Regions from separate parts of the Homo sapiens genome. Here region 1 is linked to region 2. Evidence: chromatin contacts called from ENCODE Hi-C data. All regions are on one chromosome and are shown on one strand. Each heading gives the region's core, a stretch centred on a gene start or an enhancer-like site at or near the end of the contact. The rest is flanking DNA. Distances are from core to core; before and after follow the strand shown.

What was found. A loop is a pair of places that touch in the nucleus more often than their neighbours do. Pooled maps may share reads with other maps.
Region 1: a map of psoas muscle shows a loop between it and region 2 (8-fold over the local background). The contact joins two enhancer-like sites. A Hi-C loop is called at or near these places in 2 of 168 maps with a recorded cell type or tissue (Caco-2 and psoas muscle) and 6 of 50 pooled maps.

Annotation. Positions count from the first base shown.
Region 1 is chr2:62,409,020-62,415,700 of GRCh38, reverse strand. It overlaps LOC105374764 (a long non-coding RNA gene), which reads right to left and starts at 508. Exons shown (of 6, transcript XR_002959390.2): 1 at 272-508. RefSeq lists enhancers at 277-346, 3,507-3,696, 3,968-4,727, 5,659-5,738, 5,979-6,068. Within about 2 kb of position 3,745, at least 26 of the 41 ENCODE cell types and tissues checked have a DNase peak (open chromatin) inside an H3K27ac peak, as active enhancers do.
Region 2 is chr2:61,757,810-61,764,559 of GRCh38, reverse strand. It overlaps LOC107985767 (a long non-coding RNA gene), which reads left to right and starts at 297. Exons shown (of 2, transcript XR_001739092.2): 1 at 297-527. RefSeq lists an enhancer at 508-707. Within about 2 kb of position 5,384, at least 5 of the 41 ENCODE cell types and tissues checked have a DNase peak (open chromatin) inside an H3K27ac peak, as active enhancers do.

The DNA.
Region 1 (6,681 bases), core at 2,496-4,995, 650 kb before region 2:
TGCCAATGCTGCCAGTCCTATACCCCTACACCCTCTTACTCTCTAGATCCCATCTTCCAAAAAACAACAACCACACACACTGCAAATACCATGAGAGCCCTCACTGGAGATGTGACAGTGGTTGGCAGAGCTGTTTCTCATGGCAGGGAGAGGACAAGTAAGTCTTTGCCCTGGTTAACAATGATTTGACATTTGGTGAGTTCATTTTGTCTTCTGATCCAGGTACATCCACTGGATTAGTTTCAAGGCAGCAATGACCTGCCTTCCTTACCTGCACACAGGCCCAGGTACAGGCTCAGCCAGAAGAGGAATCTCCCAGGAGGGCCTCTCCCCAGGCCCAGGCAGGGAAGCACTGCCATGGATAGCATCTGCCAGGACAAGCTGACCTGCACAAGAGACAGTCCACCGTGAAGAGCCGAGCATGAGTTGGCAGCTGCTGTCAGCTCAAATTGTCCAGTACGCAAACTTGGTCTTCAGAGGACTGACTTCCTCTTGGATAGAAGAACCCTCTGAAACCATGACTGTCAAGAACACACCCAAATAAAGCAGCTGCCGAAACCACAAAAACAGAAAGACTAGATTCATTGTGAAGATGTTTTCTAACATTCAAATGGGCTTTTGTTAGTTTTGTTTTTGATTTTGGTGGAGGTCATTTGAGTCTTGTTATCAAGGTTACAAAGTGCTCTCTGGGAAAAGATCCGGGCCCATTTACCAGGCTGCCTTGCCTGGCTTTGCTTCTCGGGTATGAAATGAACATTGAGAATGCAGACACTGAAGAAAAGACCTCAGGTATCTTTGACTTTTTTTTTTTTTTTTTTTTTGAGACAGGGTCTCAATCTGTCACCCAAGCTGTAGTGCAATGGCACGATCTAGGCTCACTGCAACCTCTGCCTCCCAGGTTCAAGCAATTCTCCCACATCAGCCTCCTGAGTAGCTGGGATTACAGGGGCGTGCCACCACACCCAGCTAATTTTTGTATTTCTAGTAGAGATGGGGTTTCACCATGTTGGCCAGGCTGGCCTTGAACTCCTGACCTCAAGTGATCCATCCACCCTGACTTCCCAAAGTGCTGGGATTACAGGCGTGAGCCACCATGCCCAGCCTATTTTTGACTTTCTGAGTCAAGTAACCAGATGAAACCAGTCCCCTTGTCCACCCAGAGTCCACTCAGGCTATACTTGATTCATACTTTTTTTTTAATTTTTATATTTTTTTTAGAGACAGGGTCTCATTCTGTCACCCAGGCTGGAGTACAGTGGCACAATCACGGCTCACTGCAACCTCGAACTACTGGGCTCAAGCAATCCTCCTGCCTCAGCCTCCCAATTAGCTAGGACTACAGGCACGTGCCACCATGCCTGGGTAATTTTTTAATTTTTTGTAGCAATGGAGTCTCACTATGTTGACCAGGCTGATCTCAAACCCCTGGTCTCAAGCAACCGGCTCCCTTTAGCCTCCCTAAGCACTAGGATTACCGGTGTGAGCCACCACACCTGGCCTGATTCATATGCTAGACTCATATGCTAGAAAAGCCAACCCCAAATGGGCCCTGATAGAGCAATCTTGTTGGGGACAGTTTTACTTGTAAGTAACTGGCTCCCTGACCTACAGAATATAAGCCTTCAGAAAAAGCTTCAGAAAAAGCTCAGCACCCTGCCTCTCTCCTCCAAATAATGTTCCAGGTGATATTCTGCAAGCACACCTGGAAACTTTGCTCTGTTTGTTAACCTAGAAAATTAAATGAGCAAGGGACAGAGCAGGCTGGCCTGGAACAGGGACTGGGTACAAACCAGATCTCCAAAGCTTGGGCTTATTCTCTGAAAGAAATGCTCTTTTTAATTTCAACTCTGATGTCTTGGTGGAGACATTCAACTGGAGATCTGGAGTCTTTGATATAAGCAAAGGCAAGCTTGTGGGATCACCACTGGCTACAGAAAGAAGCCCAGCTCTTTGGCAAAGAAAATCCTGGGCTCAGAGAGTGAAGAGTGTGTCAGATTTCTCACGTCAAAAGTCAGCTTTTGTATTCAGAATGGAGCCAGAAGGTCCTGAATCCAGAATGGCCTAGAGCCTCCCCACATGCTGTCCTAGCGGGGGCTTTAGCAGGTGGATTTTGATAAAGATAGCTTTGGATGCTAAGCATAGAAAAAAAGAGAAATGTTGGCTCTAGGCTGGGTATGGTGGCTCACACCTGCAATCCCAGCACTTTGGGAGGCCAAGGCGGGTGAATCACTTGAGTCCAGGAGTTCAAGACCAGGCTGGGCAACATGGCAAAATCATCTCTACAAAAAATACAAAAATTAGTCGGGCATGGGGTCACCCACCTGTAGTCCCAGCTACTAGGGAGGCTGAGGTGGGAGGATCAATTGAGTCCATGAGATCAAGGCTGCAGTGAGCCGTGTTTGCGCCACTGCATTCCAGCCTGGGTAACAGAGAAAGACCTTGTCTCAAAAAAGGAAAAAGAAAAAAGTTGGCTTTAGCACCTCGAACCCTAGATGACTTCCTGAGTGTCATATTCTTTGGCTGCTACTCTGGAGTCACATCTCAGGGAAGATCCAGACAGACGGCTTTGGTCTTTGTGTTTGTAGGTCCTTTTTCCCTCAGATACTCACCTGCCCTACTCCCTCACCTCATCTATGCCTTTGCACAGATATTAGCAGATATCTGTGCTGATAAAAGTTGCGACTGCACCAGGCACAGTGGCTCACACCTGTAATCCCAGCACTTTGGAAGGCTGAGGCAGGAGGACTGCTTAAGGCTAGGGGTTCAAGACCAGCCTGGGCAACACACCAAGACCTTATCTCTGAAAAAAAAAAAAAAAGTTGTAGCTCATCAATTACCCTATCTGAAATAGCCCTGAATCCCCTGCCTTATTTTCCTTTATTGCACTTGTTACTACATCCCATTATATTTTACATGTATGTGTTTAATATTTGCCTCCCTAGTTAAAATGTAAAGTGCATGAAAGGAGACATTTTTATTTATAGTCAGGTCCGCAGATCTTAGGACAGTGCCTGGCACATAATAAAAGCACAATAAATATTTGTTGAATGAGTCTTAGAGTTGAGTCAAACATCAGATAGCAGGTATTTCTACTGGGCAAATGTGGACTCACCCCAGAGGTGTGTAGAAGAGGGTGCAGAGTCTGGAGTAGTTTGGGGTGTAGGTGTCGGGGGAGAGGCAATTGTCTCGGGTGGAAACAAAATCCATGGCTTGTGCCCCTGCAGTTGCAAACACCATGAGTAGACGACAGAGAGAGAGAGAGAGAGAGAGAGAGAGGGAGGGAGGGAGGGGGAGAGAAAGAGAGAGAGAGAGAGAGAGAGAGGGAGGGAGGGAGGGGGGGAGAGAGATTGAGAGAGAGAGAGAGAGAGAGAGAGAGAGAGAGAGAGAGAGAGAGAGAGAGAGAAAACTAATTGTAATTCCTACTCATAGCCACAAGATGGCACTATTGCTCAGAGTCTTTACTCTGAAAAGCCGAATCTAGCAGAATCTAGCAGTCTAGTTTGGGATTCCTTGCTTCTCTCCGTCTCCTCCCGTTTCTCTCTCCGCTTTCCTCTCTTTTGTCTTCCTCTCCCTTCGTTTTTAAACACTGCTTTTATGGTGGACTTGAGCAATAGTATAGGAGAAGCCATTGGTGCTCAGAGAGAGATCCCCGAGATGGATATTTGGCCACACTAGGCACAATGGTTTGCTCACTGAGCACGGCCGGAAGGCCTGGCTTCACCAGCTTCCTCTTCTCTCTGGCCAGAACCCACAGCCTTGCTGTTCTGGACCTGGCCCGTGGCTTGGGAAGCCTCCAGGGACAATCTTGCTTCTCCCTCCCTTACTCCATCCTCCCCACCCCATAACATGCTTATCTGGGAAGCACCTGCCCTCAGATCTGGTTCCAGGGGTCCTTGCTTTCCACTTGAGAAACTGTAAACACGCACAGAATGTCTCCTGGTGGGGGTTCTGAGGCCTTTTCCTCCCTGGTATTTTAGCCTAAGGAAAAAGCATTCAGTGGTGTGGGGATGGTGGGTGGAGCTTGCGGTATTTTTCTAAGACTTTTGCAGTTGGGGAACAAATCTCCAGGGAAGGGGCAGGGCCTCGGGCTAATTCCAGTACAGTAGGATCAGGGCCATGAAAACATCACACAAAGGAAACTTCAAAGCTCTTCCCCAGTCTGAATGGGCAGGGCCTGCTGAGAGGTCAGATGTTAACCTGATCCAAATGCCCTCTTGCTTTCAGGTGCCCCTCGCAGGCCTGCACACCCCTAGGGGATCCACCCTCTCCCAGGTCAGAATTCCACAGGGCCCTGAAGCTTCCTTACGCAGTGCTCCCCATCCCTGTGCTTGAAGCAAAGCCAGGGAGGGCAGAGCCCAGAAGTTGGGATCTGGTTCTGACTGTTCTCTGGCCTTAGGAGTAGAGGCCAATTTCATCTCTGCAAAGTGAGGCTGGGGCTGAGGAATGAAATTACACCTTCATCCCGCTCAGTCCTGCCTCATCCCCAAACCTTGCCAAACCCTGACACAGCTACTTTGCAGGGAGTGGTGAGAATTAGGAATGCTGCAAGGTCACTTAGGGTGATCATTAGGACAGTCATTAATTTCTGAGGCCTAAGAGTGACTAATTTATCTCTGATAGACACAGGGATCAAAGGAGAGTATTTATGGCTTAGAAACAAACCTCCCATTCTTTCCCCTGCTATAATAAATAATAAAAAGCTCCCAGGCCTCCCTCCCTTGTCCATCTCTTCCCTGCCCCTTCCTCTCTGTCTTAACTGTCCCTGCACAAAAATTAACCCTACTCTTGCTTCTCTGTACTCTTCCCCTTCCTTCTGTAAGAACCAGAGAGGGGAAGAGAATTAGCTGGCCCTGAGAGCTTCAGCTGCAACTGTGCTGTGGAGTGAGGGGTGCTGATCCCAGGGGAGGACATAAGCCAGGCCAAGAGTGGGCTCTCCCTGGGCATTTACCATGTTTACTTTCCTAAGTATGTATACCAGGGCCTGGTTAGGCTAGAAAGCAGACTGTCACCAGGTTTATTAGCTGTGTGACCTTGAGCAAGCTACTTTTTTAAAGCCTCAGTTTCCCAATCTATAAAAGAAGGATAATAATAGCATCACAGACTGGCTTATGAGAATGACATAAGATAAAATATATAAAGTGCTCAGCACAGAGCCTGATGCAAAATAATGGCCACCACATTTACCAGGACCTCAACATCCTTATTTTATTTCCAAGAACTTGAGGCTGCAGTACAAACTGAGTCCTTCACTTTCTGTTGTAGCCTCTGGGAGACGCCAAAGTGAGGATGGGTGTGGCCCTCCAAGGACGCTGGACCCCTGCTGTAACAAGACACAGATCACACGGGAGGGGTTCTCAGCCTTAAGGATGCCGTGAGGTGGGCCTAGATCATGGCTTCTCACCGCCGCACTACTGACAGACCATTCTTTGTGGTGAGGCTTTGTTCTGTGCATTGTAGGCTGTTTCGCAGCATCTCCGGCCTCTGTTCACTAGATGCCAGTAGCAGCCTTCTAGTCATGACTATCAAAAATGCCTTTAGACATTGTCAGATGTCTTCTGGGGGACAAAACTGCCCTTAGTTGAGGGGCACTGGTCCAGGAAGGTGGGAAACATAGGGGCAAACCTGGCAGGGGTGAGGAAGCAGGTATGAGCCTGCGCACAAGAGCCCCTCCTACCCTGGGCAGGGCTCAGGCAGACCCTCAGCTGACTGTGGAGATTGGCCCTGGAAGACGAAGTTCTCTCTAGTAAGGCCATGGCCTTGCTTCCTCAAGAGCTGATGCCCTGCTTGGACATGGACCCCTGGATTCCCCCCAGCCCAAACCAACATACACAACCCTGTCCAGCCCCAGGAGTGCTGGCCAAGAAACAGTGCCCTGGTGGCACAGAATGCTCACTAAATGGACCCTGGGTCCATTCTCATCTCAGGGCAGAGCATGGAGCCAGGCTGGCCCTGCCACTCATGCACTGTGTGGCCTTGGGCAAATTGTTTCACCTCTCTGTGCCCCAGGATCCTTATCTGTAAAAATACCTTCCTAGGCAGGTTGTTGTGAGGATTAAATGACTTCATATTTCTAACATACTTAGAAGAGAGCCTGACTCATAGCAAGCACTAAGTGTTTGTTAAAGAAGCCAAAACCCAAAAAGAAGCTGCTGCAGACCAGGCGATGATGCAGCGTTGTGTATGTCAGAGGGTGCCTCAGCTATGACCTAAGGTCCAGGAGCTGTGTTTCCAAGGGCCTCTGGCCATTTGTATCTGGGTGTGGTGGGTGTATCTGGGGTCCCTGCAGCATCTCCCCTATTGGAGGTGGTTGTTCTTAGGAAAGTTCATTTTGACCAGAGAGAATACTCAGTGCAGTGGGCTCCAGAACTTCTCACTTGACAGCCCCTGGGAATTTCTTTGACTTGAGGGTGCTGGGAGAAAAGTCTTTTCCTCTACCAACTTAGGTTTGAGGAGGGGGTTTGTGAAATGACTCACAATAGACATACGAACGGGAAAAAAGACGAGGTCTATTCATATGTGGGAGCACTCGGTAATAAGTACCTTGCTGTACAGCCAGAGGTAAAGGTTTAAATACCAACTTAGCAAAAGGGAGGCAATGACAGCTTCGGAGGCTGGAAGGGTCTGATGGGGCTTGTTTACATAGTGTTTGGGAATGTACCAGTGCCCAAGGCCAGTCACCTC
Region 2 (6,750 bases), core at 4,135-6,634:
CAGTACCACACCCGCCACGCGATTGGTATCGTAGGAGGGCCTTGTTTGACCACGGCGACTCGTTACTTATGGGTGAGGATTTACGCGCGTCCTTCCGGAGGCCACACATCACTTCCCTTGCTCCGCCCAGTTTAGAGACCTGCGCACCCGCCAGGGCGTGAGAGAGACTACCCGGCGCGCGGTGACGCCCCAGCTCGCCCACACTTCTGCCCCGTCCCGCCCATCGTTGCGCGGCCGCGGGCCAATCAGATCGTGCCTTTACTCTACGCCCCCGGCTCCCCCGAACTTCTGTCCTCATTTCAGGGCGACTTTGGGAACACAATAGTCGACTCGCCGACGTTCCCTTAGACGCGTTGCCATACGTCGTCACCCATAGAAACGGCTTTCCGCGGGGCAGACTCCAAGTCTCGCCTGTGTGAGCGGGCAGGGGTAGCAGGAAAGGCTGTTTTTCATTTCCAAGAGAAAACCGTCACCCCGCCCACCTCGAACCTCCTCCCAACATCTCAGGATAGAAACGCCGCGCTCAGGTGAATGAGAAATGTTCTGATACAGGAAAGAGGAGTTCGTGTTTCTTTCAGAAGGTGACCGTTTTCCTCCTTCTGAGGTCACGAGCTGTCCGTCCGATGCCCAGAATTCCGAGGCCTGATGTGGCGTGTTTCCGGTAGCTGGGCTCCTCGGAGAGCTGTGGGAAGAGGCGCGGGCGACCGGGGGCGTCAGCGAGCCCTGTCTTCGCCTGCCTTCGCCGGCGTGGACTCTTCCCAGTGCCCGTCTTCCCCCGCGAAGTAATAGTGTCCTGTATTTCCTGACTGTAAGAAGAATAGTGCTTTTAAAAAATGCCTGCTCCCTGTAATAGCAGCAGTAGTTCGAGAGTACATACATGTTTATAAAAGAAACTTAAACTCTCATTCTTGCCACAGTGGATAATACTATTAACATATTGCTACATAAATTTAGAATTTTCATACATACACGTAAAGGTGTTTGGTTTTTTAAAACAGAAAAACGTAAGCGCGTTATCTCCCAGTAATGTCTTTGCAGGTAAATTAAAATAATTACATATATATTTATATTTATATATATATATTTTTTCTAAGAGATGGGGTTGTTGCCCAGGCTGGTCTTGACCTCCCGGGCTCAAGTGATACTCCCACCTCAGGCTCCCAAAGTGCTGGGACTGTGGGCATGAACCACCGGGTCCAGCCTACAGAATCATTTTTAATGGCTGTATGGATATCATAATTTGTTCAACCAGTCCCTAAGTTGTTGGACTTTTCAGGTATTGACAGCTTTTCAGGTCTACAATCCTAGATGAATATTCTTATATGTAAATCTGTACATGTCCCTGATTATTTTTTTACAATAAAGTCATAGAAATAAAATTACTGGATCAAGGAAAATGCACGTTTGTAAGACTCTAAATGATATTACCAGACCCTCCCCTAGAAACCTATTTACTACTTTTCCATTAACAGTATGAGAAGGAATATGCTCTCTGCATCTCCTTGCTAATCTTAGATATTGTCAGTCTTCGTGATCTTTATCATCTCTTTAAAAAAGACTCGTTTTAATTTGCATTTTGTTGCCTAAGTGTAAAACTGAACATCTTTCATATAATTATTGGCTCTATTTTTGTGAATTACTAGTTCATGACTTCTGCCTATTTTTAAAATGAAATATTCACATTTTAGAAATTACAAGTGCTTTTTGTATGTTAGAAATATTTTTAAAATGAAATATTCACATTTTAGAAATTACAAGTGCTTTTTGTATATTAGAAATATTAACCTATGATTGAGATATTTACAGATATTTTTCCTGTTTTTCAAATTCATCTTTTAATATCACCTATGGTTTTTCGTTTTTTTTTTTTACTGAAGGAAGTTTTTAATTTTTATGTAGATATGTCTAATGAGTCATTTCCTTTGTTTCTAGCTTTGATGTCATGGTTACCTGTATTTTCTTCTAGCATTTTTAGAGTTTTAAAAAAATAATTTGTCGGGTGCAGTGGCTCACGCCTGTAATCCCAGCACAAATGCTATGCATTTACATTGCATTAGGTATTATAAGTAATCTAGAGTGATTTAAAGTATACAGGAGGACGGATGTGGGTAGGTTATATGCAAATACTACATTTTATGTAATGGACTTGTTATCCGCGGGGGTTCCTGGAAACAGTCGCACACAGATATCACGGGATGACTGTACTAAATGTCCGTATGTACTTTTTCTGCCTCATTGATTTATCTGTTGCTGGGCAGTAATACTGTTTTAACATACCTTTAGATGATTTAAAAATTTCTGATGGGATAAATCTCTGCTTACTAGTCTTTAAGAATTGTCCTTAAAAATATATTTAATACACATAAAATAGAATTTTGTAATATATGTAAGTTTAAAAGCGTAATAATATGAAGCCAACCTCAACCTAACCTAGAACATTACCAATAGTGTATAAATCTGTGCTCTTCCCAGGATGGCAGAGGCTATCCCTGCCATCCTCTCCAGAGATATATTATTTCTTCCATGGTAACTTTAAACTTTGTCAAATTAAAAAACAATTGTGGCCGGGTGTGGTGGCTCATGCCTGTAATCCCAGCACTTTGGGAGGCTGAGGCGGGCGGATTACCTGAGGTCGGGAGTTCGAGACCAGCCTGACCAGCATGGAGAAACGCCCCCCCATCTCTACTAAAAATACAAAATTAGTCTGCTGTGGTGGCGCATGCCCGTAATCCCAACTACTCGGGAGGCTGAGGCAAGAGAATCACTTGAACCCGGGAGATGGAGGTTGCGGTGAGCCGAGATCACACCATTGCACTCCAGCCTGGGCAACAAGAGCGAAACTCTGTCTTAAAAAAAAAAAAAAATTGTAATTTTGATTGCGATTGCAGTACTTTTATTGACTAATTTAGGGGAAACAGACATCTTTATAAAAGTAATACATACTTATGTAGTTTCTACAAAGTGTTATTTGTGTTATTTAATCCACACAACTATTATCACCCTCATGTTACAGATGGGGTAACCGAGGCATAAAGAAATTGAATAATTTGGCCAGGCGCGGTGGCTCACGCCTGTAATCCCAGCACTTTGGGAGGCTGAGGCGGGCAGATCACGAGGTCAGGAGATCAAAACCTCCTGGCTAACACGGTGCAACCCCATCTCTACTAAAAATACAAAATATTAGCCGGGCATGGTGGCACGGACCTGTAGTCCCAGCTACTCGGGAGGCTGAGGCAGGAGAATTGCTTGAACCTGGGAGGTGGAGGTTGCAGTGAGCCGAGATCACGCCACTGCACTCCCACCTGGGTGACAGAGCGAGACTCCATCTCAAAAAAGAAAAAGAAATTGAATAATTTGTCCAAAGTGAAGCTGCTAATAAGTGGCAAGGTCAAAAGTCAAAGCCAGGCAATTTGACCCCAGAGCCTGTCCTCTTGTCCTGTTGCCTTTCCACAATATGGACGTGCTCATCTATTTATAATGCACATGCCAGGCAGTTTGCTCCAGCACTTCCCCACATCCCAGTTGGCATCCTTATCCTTTATTAACCCGCTTCTCCCTTGCCATAGCTGATTGGAATAGAGGCGGGTAGAAAACTGATTCAAGCTGGTCCAATCAGATTCTCTTTCCTGGAAATGTGCAGTTACATGGTTTTAACTTGTCTCTTGACCTAGAAAGTAAGGGAAAAGGAGGGAGAGATGTTTGATCTACATGTATGCAGTACAGAGAAAGCAAGGCTGCAGAAAGAAGCAGATTCACAGAGAAGCAGTTATGAAGTCCTGTGGCCCCAGAGGGGTATGATGGATTACCTGCCCATGGTTCTGGGGCTTTCCAGGTCCTAGCTTGCCACTACTAAGGCTCTACTGCCCTGTCCACTCTTAGGGATCTCCACAAGGTACCCCCTCTCCTCCTTCAAATAGACCCCTTTTTGGCCAGACGTGGTGGTTCATGCCTATAATCCCAGCACTTCGAGAGGCAGAGGCAGGGGGATCACCTCAGGTCAGGAGTTCGAGACCAGCCTGACCAACATGGCGAAACCCTGTCTCTACTAAAAATACAAAAATTAGCCGGGCATGGTGGCACGCGCCTGTAATCCCAGCTACTCGAGAGGCTGAGGCGGAAGAGTCGCTTGAACCTGGGAGGCGGAGGTTGCAGTCAGCCGAGATCGCACCACTGTACTCCTGCCTGGGTGACAGAGCACGACTCCATCTCAAAAAATAAATAAAATAAAATAAAATAAAATAAAATAAAATAAAATAAAATAAAATAAAATAAAATAAACCCCTTTCAATTTAAGCTCACCTGACTGACTTTTCTTTGTTTTGAAACTAAATATGCCACCTGAAAACATGTGGTCCTCCATTTACCCAAGTTTTCTTTTAAAGTTTCCCAGTAGCATTTTCTTCACATAGATCCATACATTTCTTGTTCAGTTCATTCCTAAATATATTTTAGGTGGATTTTTTTTTTTTGCTCTTTGCAATAATTTCAGTTTGTCATTCCCCCTTCACATCTTAATCTGCAAAAATTTGGCTTTCATCTGTTGAGACTACCAAATGTCAATGGCTTTTAAATGTGACATTAATCTTCCAAATGCATTCCAAAATAATGTTATCCACTAGATATATTTTATAGTTCTATGCTTTGAAATTGTTCTGGCGATGATTCATATGAGGATGACGATGATTCATCTGATGTAAGTGAGCCACAAGGATCCCAAAGAAGTATAGAATTTCCTATAACCTGATTTAAAAAGAAAGTCTAACATATGAATAGGAACATTGAATTTCCAACACATTCAACTGATATTAAAATAGATAAAATGAAGAAAACTACTTTCAAGACTGATTTTCACATACAAAACAATAAGATAACAGAGGGTATAATTTGGATAAATATTTAGAGTAGACTAGATAACAGAGATTAAGAGAAATTCATATCTCATTCTTAGCATAGGGACATAATCCTGTATCCAAATTCTTTCTTGCCAGATGTGTTTCAGAACTGAGAGTTATCAGGATTTTAGACAGGAATATAATGCATATCCCATATATTCTGTAACAGCCCAGCAGGATCTGGAGCAGAATCTTGTAATCAAACCAAAATATGCATGCAAAAAATGCATTAGTATTAACCATAAGTAGGATAAACAAAGGCTAGAAACAGATACACATCTGTTCAGGTCAGATTTTGCTGCTAAATGAGTTTGCCACGAACTTATGAAAAACTTCAGGTTTCTACAGTTTTTTTCTTTGTTTTGAAATTTTAGACTATGATTTGTAGACCTCTACAAGCAAATATGTTCAGATTTCAACATCTGGCCAGATGTGAGTCAAAGAGTTGTTTTCAAGGCTTGGCTGTGTTAGATAGTCTTGTGGTTTGGGGTGTTTAGTCTGAAGGCAAAGAGTGCCCTTTTTTTTTTTGATACAGAATATTGCTCCATTGCACAGGCTGGAGTGCAATGGTGCAATCTCAGCTCACTGCAACCTCTGCCTCCCTAGTTTAAGTGATTCGCCTGCCTCAGCCTCCCAAGTAGCTGGGATTACAAGCGCCCGCCACCACGCCTGACAAATTTTTGTATTTTTAGTAGAGATGGGGATTCACAAAGTTGGCCAGGCTGGTCTCGAACTCCTGACCTCAGGTGATCCACCTGCCTTGGCCTTCCAAAGTGCTGGGATTACAGGTGTGAGCCATCACGCCCAGCAAGAGTGCACTTTTAGAAGAACAAAATACAGACTTTGAAGCAATTATTAAAAAAAAAAAAGGTCAAGTTTTCTGTTTGTTTGTTTGTTTGTTTGTTTTTAATCAACTTGAATTCTTGACCTTTGTTGTCCATCATTATTTCAGTGTGGTGTTTTGGTTGAAATGAACTGCAATAAACACAAAAACTTCCGAGTAAATCTTAACTAAAAAAACCTTAATGTATTTTTCCTTAAACCTATCAATCAAGAGATCCTTGCCTTGATGTTTTCATTTCTTATTTCTAGTACATAGGAGCATTTCCTTCTAAATATCCTATGGCTGTACAGATATTGCTTCAGTTGAATCTATTAAAGTGTCAAAATTAAGGAATTTATTCAGTCATCATATAAATTGAGTGCCTATTCTGTGCCAGACTCTGTGCTAGGTGTTGAGGATACAGTCTGGTGAGCAAGAAACATTTAAATAAGATTTTACAGTAGAGTATGATAGGTGATGAGGTAAGTACAGTGTGTCATGGAACACCATGTATTGAGATGAGGGAAGGACTAAAGGTTAAGTAATAAATCAGGCAGGTGAAGATGAGGAGGGAAATTTTAAAATGTTCTAAGACAGTTATTTTCAAAGTGTGGTCCATGAATCAGCAGCATCAGCATCATCAGGGAACTAGTCAGAAATTCAGATTCTTGACCCATACCCCAGACCTACTGAATCAATAACTCTGGAGATGGACCCCAGGAATCTGTGTTGTTGTGGTTTTGTTTTTTGTTTTTTGTTTTGTTTTTTGTTTTTTTGAGACGGATCTCCCTCTGTTGCCCAGGCAGGAGTGCAGCAGTGTGATCTCTGCTCACTGCAACCTCTGCCTCCTGGGTTCGGGAGATTCTCCTGCCTCAACCTCTCGAGTAGCTGGGATTACAGGCACGTGCCACCATGCCCTGCTAAGTTTTGTATTTTTAGTAGAGATGGGGTTTCACCATGTTGGCCAGGCTGGTCTTGAATTCCTGACCTCAAGTGATCCGTCCACCTCCGCCTCCCAAAGTGCTGGGATTACAA